Linked DNA regions of Mus musculus: region 2 is linked to region 1. Evidence: chromatin loops called from intact Hi-C (ENCODE). Cell type or tissue: heart. All regions are shown on one strand.

Evidence for each region. A loop is a pair of places that touch in the nucleus more often than their neighbours do. Peaks named below come from ENCODE experiments on the same cell type or tissue, not always from the same donor. Only the 100,000 strongest peaks of a DNase experiment are listed, where the experiment ranks them.
Region 2: a loop joins it to region 1, with 2.2 times the contacts of the local background. A loop is called at or near these places in 3 of 42 quality-filtered maps.

Annotation. Positions count from the first base shown.
Region 1 is chr11:70,052,155-70,060,154 of GRCm38, reverse strand. Asgr1 (asialoglycoprotein receptor 1) reads right to left here and starts at 5,800. Exons shown (of 9, transcript NM_009714.3): 1 at 5,667-5,800; 2 at 5,189-5,274; 3 at 4,042-4,158; 4 at 3,823-3,918; 5 at 3,670-3,741; 6 at 3,211-3,297; 7 at 2,972-3,123; 8 at 2,785-2,891; 9 at 2,260-2,668. The coding sequence starts at 5,255. The coding sequence ends at 2,512. In heart, a CTCF peak has its summit at 4,390 (motif pointing left); a DNase peak (open chromatin) is centred at 4,394; H3K4me3 peaks cover 645 bases; H3K27me3 peaks cover 2,736 bases.
Region 2 is chr11:70,305,134-70,313,133 of GRCm38, reverse strand. No RefSeq gene overlaps it. Among named protein-coding and RNA genes, the nearest start is that of Alox12e, 13 kb to the left of the region's middle. In heart, CTCF peaks have their summits at 3,378, 3,579 (motif pointing right) and 4,658 (motif pointing left); no DNase peak of the experiment used is centred here; H3K27me3 peaks cover 943 bases.

The DNA of each region.
Region 1 (8,000 bases):
TGCTGAAAGTCTCAAAGTACACACCCACCCCAGCTCTATAGCCCTCCTCAGCCTGCCCCGCCCCAAATCTAAGCTACTCTTTACTCCTGTCAACTTTACATTCCAAAGCACAGTTGATTTCAGATAGTAAACAGGACTAAGGCAGTGTCTGGGGAGGATTAGGGCTTCCATACGGGCTGTCTGATGAGAATGCCTTATGGAGCAGAATGGCCACACTGGCCGTTATCATCAGCTGCAGAAGTGCCCCTGATGTAAGAAGGTTTGACTTACCTTTTTTTTTTTTTTTTCTACATCACAGTGGTGGAGACACAGCATGCATGAGGCCAATCCATTCTTTGGATTTTGAGTTTAGATCTTTTCCTGGGCAAGCACTACTATGCCACAGGATCCCTGCTCCAGTTTGCTTCTCTATTGTTGTCACCAGACGGTGACAGAGTCACAGCACACAGTCAGCCACACTATCAAGAGAGACAACAATGACCTCTATCACCTGCGGAGAGTAACTTCTAATGGTCAGTAGATTAGATGTATCGTAAATGCATGTGCCAGCCGGAGAGATGGCCGAGTCAGCAAAAGGCTTGCCACAGAAGGGTCAGAACCAATGAAAAATATTAATAATAACCTGAGCACAGCATTATCTGACAATAATCCCAGCAAAGGGAGGCAGAGACTGGGGGATCCCTGGGACTTGCCGGCCAGCCAGTCTAGCCAGATTCAGTGAGGGGCCCTGCCTCAAAAGATATAAGGTAGAGAGTAATGGAGAAAGACACTCAATATCAACCTATGGTCTCCACACATGACAACATGCAAGCACACACATACAACATGCATTTACAGCTTGCAATGAATTTATCAGACAAGATCATCCCGTGATAAATGATGAAGCATCCGCACGCTGCCGCCATGGAATTTTCCATTAGTTACTATTTAAGGGTTTTCTTTTTTCTTTTCTTTCTCTTCTGTGGTTATGTAGATGGGCTCAGACTGTATGGTTATCTTTCAGTTTGCATCTTTCACATAAGTTCTTTAAATTGTTTTTTTTTTTTTTAGAAAAAAAAAAGATTTTCTTCTTTTTGGTCTGTGAGCATGGATATGTCTGCACGAGTGTAGGTCATGCATTCAGGGGTGCCTTCAGGGGTGTCAGACCCCCCCCCATCTGGAGCTACAAGCTATTGAGGGCTGCCTGTTGTAGGTGCCAGGAACCCAACTTGGGACCTCTGGAAGAGCAATACACTTTCTTAACTGATTAGCTGTTTCTCTAGCCCATTTAAATATCATCAAAATGATCCACATACAGCAACTATTACTTCAAAGTAAGTGATTTGTATCATATACTGAAGACAATCTCCTTGTCAAGAGGCCCCAATGGGCAGCGTCACCAGCACAAGCCCACGGCAGCCCCATCAGGCAGGCAAGAGGAAGGGAGACCGCTGGAGACCGCTGGCTGCCTGTGGACAGGGGGAATAGTTCCCTCAACCTGAAGTGACAAATGTTTTTGACCGTGTCTTTTCACATTTCCATGTTGAGTTTTCCTCTTGAGACTTCATAGTTTTTCATAGTCCTGATATTAATTACTTGTTATAAATGCTTCAACTATTTCATCCAAGTCTGGCCTAGTGCTTGTTTCTAATTTTAGATGTCAGATTTGCCAATCTCTTCTGTAGAGGAAAAATATTATTTTCCTGCAGTGTATTTGTAAAAATATATACATATTATGTCATTTATATATATACATGTATATATACATATGACTATATATTGTATTTTCATGTTATTTATGAGCAAACATTTTGCCCTGTTTTGTTAGTAATTCATGTCTATAAGTTATCTGTAATTGCCCTCATTCCCACCCTTGGTTATACTAATATAACTTTGCATTCATGTGTCTGTGATCCTGAGCTGGGTATTCACTGCGTTTATTCAGTGTACAAAGCAGTTTCTGTTCGTTGTGATGAGTGTCGCAGGCCAGTGTGTTCCATTCCAAGTCTCTGATGCACTCAGCACAGGGGGGCTGCAGTTCCCTGGTGGTTGGTCCTGCCCCCAGCAGACAGAGGTCAAAAATCCTCCCATCTTCCAACTGAGACTTTAGGACAGAATAACTAGCTCACGTTGCTGTATCTGTCCACGGCGAAGCCAGGCTGCCAGCAGGCTGTGCTACCCAAAGTTCATTCTGTTTTCACAGCTCGGCTGCTGACCCGAAGCCTTCCTAACATGAGCCAACCCACACCTGCTTCCTAATCCCAATGACCAGACAGCTCATGAACTTTTATTTCTCTTCCTTTTACTCTAAAAAAAACAAGCTGACAGAAGAGAACTGCGCGCTGGGTTTCAATACGCACCCCTACCACCACCAGGCATCATACACCATTTCTCAAACACCATTCTTTACCGGTCCTTTAAAAATCCTACATGAGAGTTCCTGGAGATGGGGAGACCCTTAGGTAGGCTCTACCAGTTCTAAACCTCAGCAGCTCAAGGAATTAAGGATATAAATGAGGGGAAGGAAGGTTCCTAATTAGCCTTATCCAACTTTGTCTCACAGACCCAGCGGTAGGGCCTCCTGCAGACGTCGTCATTCCAGCGGCCATCCGTCGTGAAGTGGGCACAGTCCTCGCCTCCTCCAAGCCCATGTCCGTACCAGTTATCTGGCTGCTCTGGTCTCCAATTCCTAGAGACAGAAGATGGCTGTGAGCCCCGGGAGATCAGACTCTCAGTCATGTCGCCAGCCTTGAGACCCCCGGCCCAGGATGACACCAGCTACCCTGCCCGCAGACCCACACTCACTGGAAGCCTGTCTCGTAGTCTGTTCCATCCACCCATTTCCAGGGCCCGTTCTGGTCAGTTAGGCCAATCCAAGTGTTTAAGGGGCCCATGTGGCGCTGGAGGAAGTTCTGAGGAAAGAAGCAGACTTAGTGACCTCTCCTTTCCACCATCTAGCATCCCAGAAGAACCCAGCTCAGCGTGGCCTCACCTGCTCATCCCTGGAGGTCACCACCACCAGATGGGCATTTTCCAGCTGGCAGTACTTGTCAGCTTCAGTCCAAGGCCTCACAGAGCTGGAGAACCAGTAGCAGCTGCCTTCATACTCCACCCAGTTGATGGGGCAGCAGGTCCTTTCAGAGCCTGAGGTGAGGGAATGCAGGGTGAAGGGCTGAGCTGCTGCCAGGGTGGGGTGCTCAAGAAAGTGGGACTAGTACCCCCATCCCTCACCATTGCCCCGAAATGCAGCCATCTGGCAGCTCAAGCTTCGCACGTCAGACACTAACTGCTTCACGTGCAGTAGCAAACTGGAGTGATCTGGGGGCCGGGGGGATGGGGATGGGGGGGAGTGGCAGAGGACAGGAGGAGGCAGAGAGAAGAGGGGAGGAAGAAGGAAGAAATGAGGTGAGTGTGAACACTGGAGAACAACCAATCATCACAGGCTCCCTAGCCAAAACTTTGATCTAGGCTGCGAGATTTGGCCCCATGTCAGACCCCTCCCCCCACCTGACCTCCCCCTCCTCTCTCTCTCTCACCCTCACCCTCTCCCTTCCCTCTTTCTCCCCCTAACCTCTTACCCTTTGCCCCTCATTCCCTCTTCCTCCCCCCTCTCCCCTCCTTCCCTTCCCCCCTCACCCTCCCCTTCCCCTCCCCTCCCCCTTCCCTCCCCCCCCCCCGCCCCATCCTCACCTTCAGTCAGATCCTTCTGCTGTTTTTCCAGCTTCGACTCCACTAACTTCATCTTTCTTCCCACACTACTTCCTAGAGGATAAACTTGTTCAAAGTCCTGACAACCCCACCACCCCTCACCCAGACCCAGGCCCCAGACCCAGTCCCCCTCACCCTGGGTGCTCAGGGCCTTGACCTGGTCCTCAGTGCTCACAGTGAGGTTGCTGAAATTCTGCCTTAGAGCCAGCAGATCTTCCCGGAGTTGGGAATCTAAGCAAGAGAGGATGTGGGTAGAGAAAAATAAGTTGTCTGTGTCCACCAACCACCGCACCCACCGCTTGCTCACACACACCCGAAGTTGCCCCCTTTCTCTGCCCAGCCCTGGCCACCCACTTTGGGATGTGATCACACAGACAACCACCAGCAACAGAATGCTGAGGCTCGAGGAGAGCAGGAGGAGGCGGGATCCAGAGCAGAGTCGCTGCAAGAGCCGTGGAGTGGGAGGCGGCCCTGCAAGAGAGCGTATCAAGAGTTCACTACCTGGGCCAACCTAAATCCCGAGGTATTAGGAAGAGCGCAAACTAAGCTCTCCAGTAGACTAAGAGGGGCCGTATAGATTAAGAAATGTGGGCCGTGGACAACCCTGCAGGACCTAAAGATAGGGAAGAAAGGGGGTTATCAGAAGTGCAAAGCTTTGACCTGCCCTAGCATTCCCGAAGCCCTGGACCTCTGCTGCCACCCTGTGGCATAATATTGTCATTACAGACGATGAACCACGCCTGGGGAGTCATTGCTCCACCAAAGTGTGGGAAGGGTGGGTTTCCTCCTCTTTCCGTGAATCCTGTGCGTCTTTGGTTGCATGCAAGGAGAAAAGGTGAGCCTCTCCCACCAAGGGAGAAAATGACACTCAGTCCTGTCGGTTGGCCTGCGGGCTTTCCCTCCTGCCCCCCCCCCCCCGCCCCGTTTCCCCTCCTGTGCTCCTTCCTGCATAAAAGCACACTGCCCACCTGGGATACCTCAAGAGCTCTGTATTTGTTTGTACAGGCACACGACAGTCCCTGCTCAGAGGACAAAGTAGGGAGAGCAGATGCTTCATCTTTCATCCGTGCTGAGACCCTCAGCCCCCTCTCCAAGGGTCCCTTAAGTCAAACTGATCCTGATCACCTCCCATCCCCACCTCCACCTCCACATACACACTGTTGAAACTGAAGAAGAAAGGGACCTAACTTCAGACGGGGCTGACAATAAGCTCATGCCCCCGACCTTCAGTAGGCCCCACACCTTGGAGCCACCCTCTGCCTGGGGTCTTGAGAAATGGGTAACATTGGGAGGAAGCTTGGACATCTGTCACTGAGGATGCCAACACTATGCCCTGTACCCTATGTCCCAGCAAGAGTGATGCAGCCACTGTTTTCTGAGTGTATGGAACAGAGCTAGGGATCTCCACAGGACACAGGAGCTGAGTCGGAGGGACAGAGCCACTGATGTTCTCCTCCAGAGGGGAGAACCCCTCGCCTCTCTGAAAGGGAGCACCTCTCACCTCTCCGGAGTTGATGATGGTCATTATCATTGTCCAGGTGCTGGAAATCTTGATAATCCTTTGTCATGATGGCACTGGATCCGGACCTAGGACAGCCAAATTTAGAGCCTTTAGAGCTGAGGCCGAGGCTAACAGACTCAGAGCTGGATGAAGTCCAGTTCCCTTTTACATCTGACTAGGTGGACATACTTTCTGTCTCCCCTAACCCTATCTGCTCCCAAGCCTGACATCCAAAAATCTATCCTCTAGCTGGACATGATGACACATGCTTTTAATCCCAGTATTCAGGAAGCAGAGTCTGGTGGATCTCTGTAGGTTCGAGGCCAGCCTGGTCTACAGAGTGCATTCCAGACTAACCAAGGCTACATTCTGTCTAAGAAAAATCTCTCCTCTCCCATTCACACACACTGCGCATGTGAACCCATACAGCCACTCTCTCTTGGCTGTCACCCATCCCTTCTCCTCCTGCTGTACTTACTGAAGGTCCCTCAGCACCACGAAGAGCCCAGGCTAAGGAGGGGGCTGAAGCCTGAAGAACCAGGTGAAGAGCCCTGGGCAATGGGAGGGGAGGGGACAGGGTCCATCCAGGGCCCATGTGTGTCCGAGCACGCTGAACCTGGCATCACCAACACCGGGACTTTGAACCATAAACAGAGGTAGGAGTAGACTTGGAACTGGGGAGGTATAGGGGAGGAAAGAAGGCATGGGTGACCTCTATTCTATTTCTCAGAAAAGGGGAGTCTACACACACACACACACACACACACACAGAGGCACACACATCTACGCATGCACTTCCGCATGTTCAATACTTGTTACCTTTTTGTGGGTGAGACAGGCCTTAAAAGGCTAGGGAACAGTTTGCTGCTTGCCCTCAGAGCCCTCCCCCTTTCGGTCCTGAATTTCCCAGAATTGTCCGTATCTCCAAATATCCCTGACCAGGATCAGAGGCACCAACTGATTCCCCGCTCTTGCCCAATCCTGCCCTGTGACCTCAGTGTTATAATTGCAAGCTGTAGATTCCTGGGGTCTCAGCTCCAGGCTCCTCAGCCCTAACCTGACTGACTCACTCTATGGTAGTCCTCCAAGCAGCGCAGTGGTAACAGGAGGAGCAGCTCCCCTCTAGGATCAGGGCCAAGAAATCACTGATTCTACCATATGCCCCAGGACTTCAACCTTTCTCATCCCCAGAGAACAACCCATTCTGCAGGCAAGAAAGCTGAGGCTCTGGAAGACAAGGGCTTCTCAAAGCCATACTACACAGAAGAGCACAGACTAACACCCGGGCAGCCCAACTCAGTGACCTGTGTGCTGCCTCCAGCACCTCACTCAGAATGGGATCCTTAGCTGTCCCACGCACCAGGTCCCCAAATCCCCAGAGAGGCTTAAACATGGCCCCTCATGGTCCTGAGAGCTTCAGAGAGGCCTGTCAGAACTCAGGCTTGGGACAAGAGCAATATTCAACATATAATCCTCCTCCTGTTAGGCTCCACAGTGAGGAGTGGCCTCTGTGGCCGTCTAGAGCCTGTGAGCTATTCAGGAAGGTGCCGCTTACATAAATCCAACTACTCTGTGCGTCCTTGCTTGTCTGTGTCCTAAAAATCCGCATGTTTACATGAACCGGGCTTGCTGCCAGCGATTTTGGTGAAAATTGGGCCATTAATTTAACACTCTCTGATTTTGCCACTTACAATCTAGTTTATTCTGGCAAGCAAACAGATACAGATCCAGTCTGAATAGTAGCTCTACTCATAGAGGTAGGGACTAGCAGGGGGCACCGAGCCTCTTGCTCTCTCAGTGCTAGAGAGACCTCAGCCCTAGCTTGTAAAACTGGAAAATGCTGTAAACTCAGGATTTTTGCATCTTTCTATTTGCATATTGTCCTGGAAGAAGGCATTTTGAAATACAGTTCATACCTGAGAGCCATGCCCTAAGCTCATGGATCAGAGAGCAGTACTGGACTAATGTTAACACACATGCTTGAATAAATGTTAAGTGTGGATTGTGGATGTATGAATGAGTGTGTGTGTAGTTTTTCATCCCTTTTCAATAGATTTCTATTTAGAGAGATACATTTTATAATATATATTATACATATACTATGTATAAGTATAATATATAACATATAACATAGTATATATACATATGTATATATATATCCCATTGGATATGTGTACCAGTCATTTACCACAAAGTAAGTACCCCACAACTTAGCAACTTAAACAATAAACACAGACCATCTCCACTGTAAAGGTTAAAGTGCGGCTTCGACCATTGGTTCTGACTCAGAATAATCTCTCCTGAGGACACAACCATGATCTCAGTCAGTGCTGTGTTTGTTGAAAGACTGGACTAAGGCTGGAAAATCAACTGCCAAAGTGACTCACTCATAGGACAGGCAAGTTACTGTGGGTTGCTGCTTAGACTCCTCTGTTCCTCACCACACAGGCCTGTCCACGAGGCTGCTTGAATGTCCTCCTGACATGACGGCAGTGGGCTTAGCACCACACAGCCCATCATTTCCATGCCGTCCTCTGGTCTCCCAGGTCAGCCCTCCTTATCATGGAAAAGAACCACACACAATGTAAGTCCCAGGAGGCGAGAAGCCCTGGGACCTTCGAGGGGCAAGTAATCCCATATCACGGGCTCAGAGATCTCTTACGGATAGAACTACATAATCAACATATTTAGAGACTGTGTGGCTATATTCCAGGGCCATGAAGAGTTGCAAGTTGGGCTGGAGGTGCCATGACTTGGCGGTAGAGAGTTTCCCTGGCATGCCCAAAACCTTGGGCCCAATCCCCAGGATTTC
Region 2 (8,000 bases), 250 kb before region 1:
GCACACAACTTGTGTATGCAACTGCATGCACACACAGACCTAAAACTATGAAATAGCTCCATGAAAACAGGAAAGCGTTCATGACATTGGTCTGTGCAAAGACTTCTGGGATATGATGCTGAAAGGTCATAAGGGCAACAGACATGAAGATGGGCAAACGGGATTACATCAAACCAGAGGAGATGTGAACTCACAACCCACAGGCTAGGGAAGTAGCTGCAGTCCTGGCCAGTTCAGCAGTACAGCTCAGCGATGTTGACTGTATTCGAGATGGTTGCAGTAAGTCTACAGAACCCTACAATCTTGCAAAAACGGAAATGGAACAGTGACATCCTTTCTCCTAGACCTGGGCATCATCATTTCCTATTCTTTTTGTGATTGGCTTATTTCACTTAGCAGAATGTCTTTGTGGAGTTTCTTCGGTGTTCATTTGTGTAGACAGATGTGAAAGTATTTCCTTCTTATAGATGTGGAATGATAATCCATTTGTGTGTTTATTACCAGTGAGTAGGATGGGGCTATTTGTTTGTTTTTTGTTTTCTGTTTTTTAGAGACAGGGTTTCTCTGTGTAGCCCTAGCTGTCCTGGAACTAACTCTATAGACCAGGCTGGCCTTGAACTCACAGAGATTCACCTGCCTCTGTCTTCCCAGTGCTAGAATTAAAGGCATGTGCCACCACTGCCTGGCAAGAATGGGATTCTTTTGCTCTATTTGGATGGAAACCTGGTGTTGGCAGTAAGTGGTTCATGCAGTGTTGGTAGCCCTGGGCCCTGGAGTGCTAGGCAGCTGGCAGACAGGCATATAGCACCAAATCCTGGAAACGAGAGACTCTGAATTCCAGGCATTAGAAACTAGAGGCTTACAATTCAAAATATTGAGCTTAGACATTTTCTGTTCTAGGCTCCAGTTACTAATGGCCTGGCATTTAACAGCCAGAGAGCTGTCGCTCCAAGCAGCCCCTTGGACAACTGTAGTCAAATGCAAGCATGGCGCTTCTTAGCTTTGCAGCCCTGGGTGAGACGTGGACGTTGAGATTTTCAGTTCCTTTTGCAGCTGGCATGTTGCCTTCCAGATCTAGGGTGCTGTGTCCTTGGCTCTTTACAGTGGCTAAAGTCTTGTTGTCAGCCCTGTGGCAATAGGGCCCTTGGCCCATGGTGATGGCTATGCTTGGTTGTCAAGTTGACTACATCTGGAATTAACTAAAACCCACTTGCTGGGTACAGCTGTGAGGATTTTTTTCCTTAATTAAATATTTTGTGGTGGAAAGATCCATCATTAGGGGCTGGAAAGATGGCTCAGCGGTTAAGAGTACTGGCTGCTCTTCCAGAGGTCCTGAGTTCAATTCCCAGCAACCACATGGTGGCTCCCAACCATCGGTAATGGGATCCAATGCCCTCTTCTGGTGTGTCTGAAGACAGCAACAGTGTACTTTCATGCATAAAATAAAAAACTATCTTTTAAAAAGATCCACCTTTAATCTGGGCCACACCTTCTGACGGTAGCCTATATGCAGTTCATGAGAAAGAAGCTTGCTCTTGGCCTGCTGGCTCTTGCTCTCACTGTCCAGTCCATTCCTTTACTGCCATTTGATCCTGTTTCTTTGGGATTTTGACATTCTGATGACCAGCTGAGACATTCAGCCCTGTAGACTGAACAACTACTGGATTCTTAGACCTTCAGTTGGTAAACAGCTATTGTTAGATTAGCTGGACCACAGCATGCATGCATATGTATGTGTGTGTATTATATGTATGTATATGTATATACATAAATGTGTATGAATATATGTGTGTATATGTGTGTGTGTGTATTCATTCTATAAGTTTTGTTCCTCTAGAGAACCCTGACTAATGCAGCAAATGATGCTTGGCTGCTTCCTAGACATTTTCCTGTGGCTAACACCCACAGTTTCCTCTCTCTGTCTCTTTACACATGTCTATATTTCTTCTTCCTTGTCTGTCTGTCCTCTTCTCCCTACCCTCTATTTCTGTTGTTCTTTGTTGTCTCCTTCCTTTGTCCCCTCTGTCATTTCTTTTTTTTTTTTTTTTTTTTTAAAGATTTATTTATTTATTATATGTAAGTACACTGTAGCTGTCTTCAGACACTCCAGAAGAGGGAGTCAGATCTTGTTACGGATGGTTGTGAGCCACCATGTGGTTGCTGGGATTTGAACTCTGGACCTTCGGAAGAGCAGTCGGGTGCTCTAACCCACTGAGCCATCTCACCAGCCCCCCTCTGTCATTTCTAATAAGCCCCAGTCTCTCACCATGAGATGCTTCATCCCCCTCTCACTGTTACTGACATTTGGGCTTTTTATTTATTTGCGTGTTTGCCTTTGTGCTATCAGCTCAATCCCCTCTACTTAAAAAGAAAACTGTGTAGGGTTCAAGCCTCATGGGCTTCCCCTATTTGCCTTGGCAAGTCCACTGATGTCCTTGCTCATGCTTAGGCAGGGACACCAGGGAGACTTTATGGGTGTTGCATTGACATAGGAGACACAGTCTCACAGCAAACTCCCTGATCCCCTGGTTCGTAATCCTTCAGGTACCTCTTCCACAATGATCTCTGAGCCTTAGGTGTCGGAGTGTGTTGTGAATGTATCCATTGGGACTGGGTTCCTCTGCATTGTGATTGGTTATGGTATTATGTAGTGACCTCTATTTGTTGCAAATATATATTTCTTCTTCATGAGTGGTAAGGACTAAACTTACCTTTGGGCATAAGAACAACCCTGCACAAAGATCTACAGACAACTAAGAAATACTAAGAGCAAGAGAAACACTTTTCTCCAGGGAAGAGCATACTAATTAATTGGTTATCCAATACCAAGTGGTCAAACCCTGAAAATAGACGTGTAACATTATATAGATTGTGGTGGCAGAAAGGCCAGAGGGAGCTGTGCAAGATGGGATGGCTAGAAATGTGCTTTGATGAGGGGGGAAGGCAGTTTCAGCAGCAAACAGCTGTAGTCTTAGTGTAGCTTTCTCCAGGCATCTGTGGCAGCCACAAGGGCGGTCCTGCCAGCTGCCAGAGAGGGGTTGTTTGTCTCTGCCACAGCCCACAGGTTGAGAACCATTGCTTTCCACGTTATCTCTGCTCTAGCCCGAGGAGAGGCGGGTCCCTCTGTTCTGTTCCATACAAAACACTATCTTTTCACCTGGTGAGGGACATCTGATTTGTTTCCACCTCGTGGCCATTGTGAATAATGCTACAACAAACATGGGTGCTTAAATAGCCTTTTGAGGTTCTATTTAATTTAATAGAATGTAAGTCCAGAAATGGATTGCTGGACTCTATGGGACTTCTACGTTTTTTTTCCAGATCTTTCGTTCTTTTATATTAGGCTCAAGAAAACTTTGGTAATCTTGATTAGATTACTTTGAGATGACTTTGAACAATTCTTCGCTCTGTCTATACCCTCTGCCAAGGCAGCATTTTACATAACTCTGGGGCGGGAACTCTGAGAGTTCGGGTGCAGTTCTGCAACATGACGGCCATTCACCTATGGAAAGAATTCCAAGTCCCAGGTCCATCATTCTGTTTCACCGAAAAATGTCATGTGTTGTTGTTCCCTAGATAACCTCTAGAGGGCGCTCTCTTTAAACACTAAACACTAACTCGGGTGGAGCGTGGGGTTTTGTGCTGCTTCTCTGCACCAAGTGGTTTCTATTTTTCTCTTTACAGGTGTAAGGAAAACAACGTAACAATCTCAAATGTCTAAAAAGCAAAAAAGAGTTAACACTAAATTATGAGTATTTTCCAACCTCCTTTCCCCCCTAGCAACAGAATTACTATGATTAAGGAAAAAAACAACAGCAACAAAAAATTATGTACATAGTTGTGATTCTTCTTAAAAATTTTTTTCTTGGAGTTTTACAAATATAAACAGATTTAAAGATTAGTATTCTTGTCTTAATTTAAAATGCTTCATTATGCTCATTCTTATTGTTTTATTTCCTGGTATTAACTTCAGTTTCCTATTTTTGTGCTTCAATTGTATTTCTTTGTCTAATTTTGGAAAAAAAAAAGCTCACCATCACTTGGGGTGAAACGTGGCTTGAATACAGTGTATCCAGGAGACAACTGAGTTCCCCTTTCCCCTCATGCGGCTGAAGTTTTTAATTTTCTGCAGTTTGTTTATTCATTATTCTTTGTGTAGATTGTGCTTTTTTGGTTGAAGTCTGAGAATTCTTTGACGATCTCTTTTGTTGTTGTTATTTGTGTTTTGGTTTTTCGAGACAGGGTTTCTCTGTGTAGCCCTGGCTTTCCTGAAACTCACTCTGTAGACCAGGCTGGCTCGAACTTTCAGAGACGTGTCTGGCTCTGCCTCCCAAGTGCTGGGATTAAAGGTGTTCACCACCAACACCCAGCCTGACTATCTCTTCATACTGACAATCTTTCCATTTTTTTTTCCTGAATGCTCCACAGATTCATATTTTAGACATTAGTCTAGTATGCATTCTAAGGTAATTTTTATACAAGGCATGAGGCAAGTTTCTTTTTCAGAACCCATAGATACCAAATTTTTAGAAACATGGCTTAGAAGTTAAGATCAGTGGTTGTTCATGCAGAGAGAGGACCTGGGTTTGATTCTCAGGACCCAAATGTTGGCTCACATCCATCTGTAACTCCAGTTGCAGGGGATCTGGCACCCTCTCCTGGCCACTATAGGCAGTGATGTATGAGGTACACAGACAAAAAAACACCATGTAAATAAAATAAAATAAAATAAAATAAAACAAAACATTACATCTTTTTTTTTTTTCCGGAGACGGCTGTGACATGGCTGTGTTGCTCTTTTTTTTTTTTGTTGTTGTTGTTTTTTTTTTTTTTTTGTTTTGTTTTATTACGTATTTTCTTCAATTACATTTCCAATGCTATCCCAAAAGTCCCCCCCCCCCCGCCACTCCCCTACCCACCCATTCCCATTTTTTGGCCCTGGCATTCCCCTGTACTGGGGCATATAACATTTGCCTGACCAATGGGCCTCTCTTTCCAGTGATGGCCGACTAGGTCATCTTTTGATACATATGCAGCTAGAGTCAAGAGCTCTGGCTGTGTTGCTCTTACACTGTTCCACTGCTCTGTGTATTCTTTCCTCCTTAGTCTTAATTCTGAGTACTATAGTTACGTAAGTCTCAAAAATGAGTAGACCGACCTTACCTATGACTTTATTCTTGTCAACTGCGTTAGCCGTTCTACTGTGGTTCCCTTTGTACAAACCTTTCAGACTAATCTTACTGATATGCACATTACTGTTGGAAATTGGAAATACATTGTATTAAAACTGTGCCTCTGTTGAGGAGGATTGAGGTTCTGACTAAGTCTTCAGTCATCAGGCATAGAATGCCGTATCACTTGTTCTCAGCTGCCTTACTGTCACGTTCTGTTAACTACTCCTCTGAGTGGTGCTGTATTTCAAACATTGGCATTCTTGTGCTTGTTGCAAACATACAGACGCATAACCTAATTTTGCATATTCTATGCACCCACAGGGGTGGGTGTCTCTGTGTGAGAGAGAGACATGCATGTGTGTGTTGTATTTATCTACATTGTGTGTGTATGCATGTGTGTCTGTGTTGCATGTATATGTGTAAGTGTGTCTGCTTAGAGACATATCTACTCTTTGTATTCCCTTGGATACCACTAGACCTCTGGTAATGGTGGTCCTAGGAACACAGGGAATGAGAAATGAGTGTCCTCAGACCTAGAAGTGACAAGAGCCAAGGGGTGGCTGACATCTGAAATAGAGGCAGTGGCAGATGCAGGACCAGTCTCAAGCCCCAGAGAATAGGTCTTTTCTAACTCAGATCTTCCAAGTGGCCATATCTCTGCTAAAATGAAATGTCTGCCTACTATAGTCAGAAGTGAGATGTTGGAGTCATGGTTACACTGCCAAGTCTATGTGGGAAGGGAGCCCCAGACTCTGGTGTGATGGTGACCCCGGGGAAGATGGTGTAAGCGGTGTCCTTCCTCCAGGGAACCGAATTCCGACAGTGGCTCTGATGGTGTAAGTGTATCAGAAGGTAATGTGAGTTTCTCCTCTGAGGCAAAACTGCAGGATCCAGGTAGCTCCCCTAACTCACTTTAAGCCTGTGACAACTGTTGGACTGTCCTCTGGCTATTAGTGTCACCTGTGCAGCAGGATCTGCTGGGCCTCCCTTGTCAAGCCCTTCCCTGTGATGTGAGCAGCGTCCTGCAGGGCTTAGTGCCAGTGTGGCTTACTGCATTGCCTAGGCTCCTGTCCAAGGTATCAGGGACTTGCAGAGTCCCTCTGTCTCCCCTTCCCACGCTCCCCTTCAGCCATGCAACTCCAACGCGTTCGTCACTCTTTCTTGTAGGAGCAGAGGCCAGCGCTGAAAGCTTCCATTTGACTATCTCCAAATTGATATTTTACTGTTAAAAAGGTCTTAAATATATAGTTTGAGAATTTAGGGTTTGTTTGCTACTAGGGTTGCTAGAGATGCTAGTGAGGAAGGGACCCTCAGGGTGGGGCTCTTTGTTGAGGTTTTCAAAGTCAAATTGCAAAAGGGAAACTGAACACAGGCAGCATGTTCATAAGGTGACGAGTGAACAGAGCTGGAAGCCTTCCTCCCAGATCACATGGTCAAATACACACACACACACACACACACACACACACACACACAAAACCAGGACAAGGACAGTAGGGGGAGGGGATGCCAGGGGACGAGTGTCGGTGACCTTTCCTGGAGCAAGAGAAGATTCCCGGAACTTGAGCATGCCTCTCCTTTGCTTCCTTGATGGTCTGACACTTCCTGTCGTCTCTGCAGTAGTTGAGTCACTTAGGACGGAAATTAGAATATAATGAACCTGGAGGTTATCTGCTGGCTGCTCTGGCAGTCACTTTAAAGCTACCCAGGGTTGAATAAGTCATCGAAAGAGGAACTCCTGGCCTTTGGGCATCCTGTCGTCAAACTCTAGGGTGAGGTTGAAATTTAGCTAGGTCATGTACACAGTTCACTGGTAACAATTCACAACATGTGGCGCTTTCACGGATAATTAAATCAAGGACATGTTTTTTTTAACCATCCCAAGAGCCATTGCATCGCTAGGGCCTAAGCAGTCACTCGTACCCTCCTCAAGTTAAGATGCAGGGTAAGACACATAACAGAAAAACAGCCATGGGGCTATGTAACAAAAGTATACACATGCACTGCAGTGCCTGCAGAGGCTAGAAGAGGGCATCAGAAACCCTGGAACTACAGTTGTAGATGGTTGTGAGCAGGTGGGTAATGGGACTCGAACGTGGGTCTTCTGAAAGAGCAATAAGTGCTTTTAACTGCTGAGTAATCTCTCCAGCCCCATCTGCCCTATTGCTTGGAGCTTCTATTATGCTAGCCTAGACACCAGACAGAAGCAACGAGCCTGAATATGACCTGGTGGGTTCAGCCTTGCTTTCTGTCTGTGTCTCCCTTTCTGCCACGGGACTCCAGTGGAGTCAGCTTGACAGATGAAAATCTGAAAGCTTTCTCATGAGGAAAGAGTTTCAAGGAAACTTACTCCTGGATCTTTGGCTATTCCCTTAACTCATAAAATTAATTTTCCAAATCCACATTAGCCTAGTGTATGGATCCACGTGCACTCTATATAGTATTACCTTATAGTAAATGACTTTTAAGATTAAATTCTAACATAGCTAAAGCCTTTTCCCAGTGTTCTTAGATTCCAGTTAGCAGCAAGGAGTTTAACCTATTCAGTAACTAATTAAGCACTACCATAAAACAATAAAGCACTAGCCATTAATTCAGTTGTCTGCAGAAAGAGTCTAAAATTCTCACTGAGATAAAAATTCATATTACAGACTACATCCCATGCCAAGAGCAAATTAGTATACTATACTGATAAATGGAAAGTCTCCAGACATAGATAATTTAACAAGGCCTAGAGAATTTTGGGGTCAGTGACACTACATTATTCTTGAGGCGTGTCAAGAGTTAACAACCCTGGTGCTATTAATACTAAGTGTAAAACTCTTG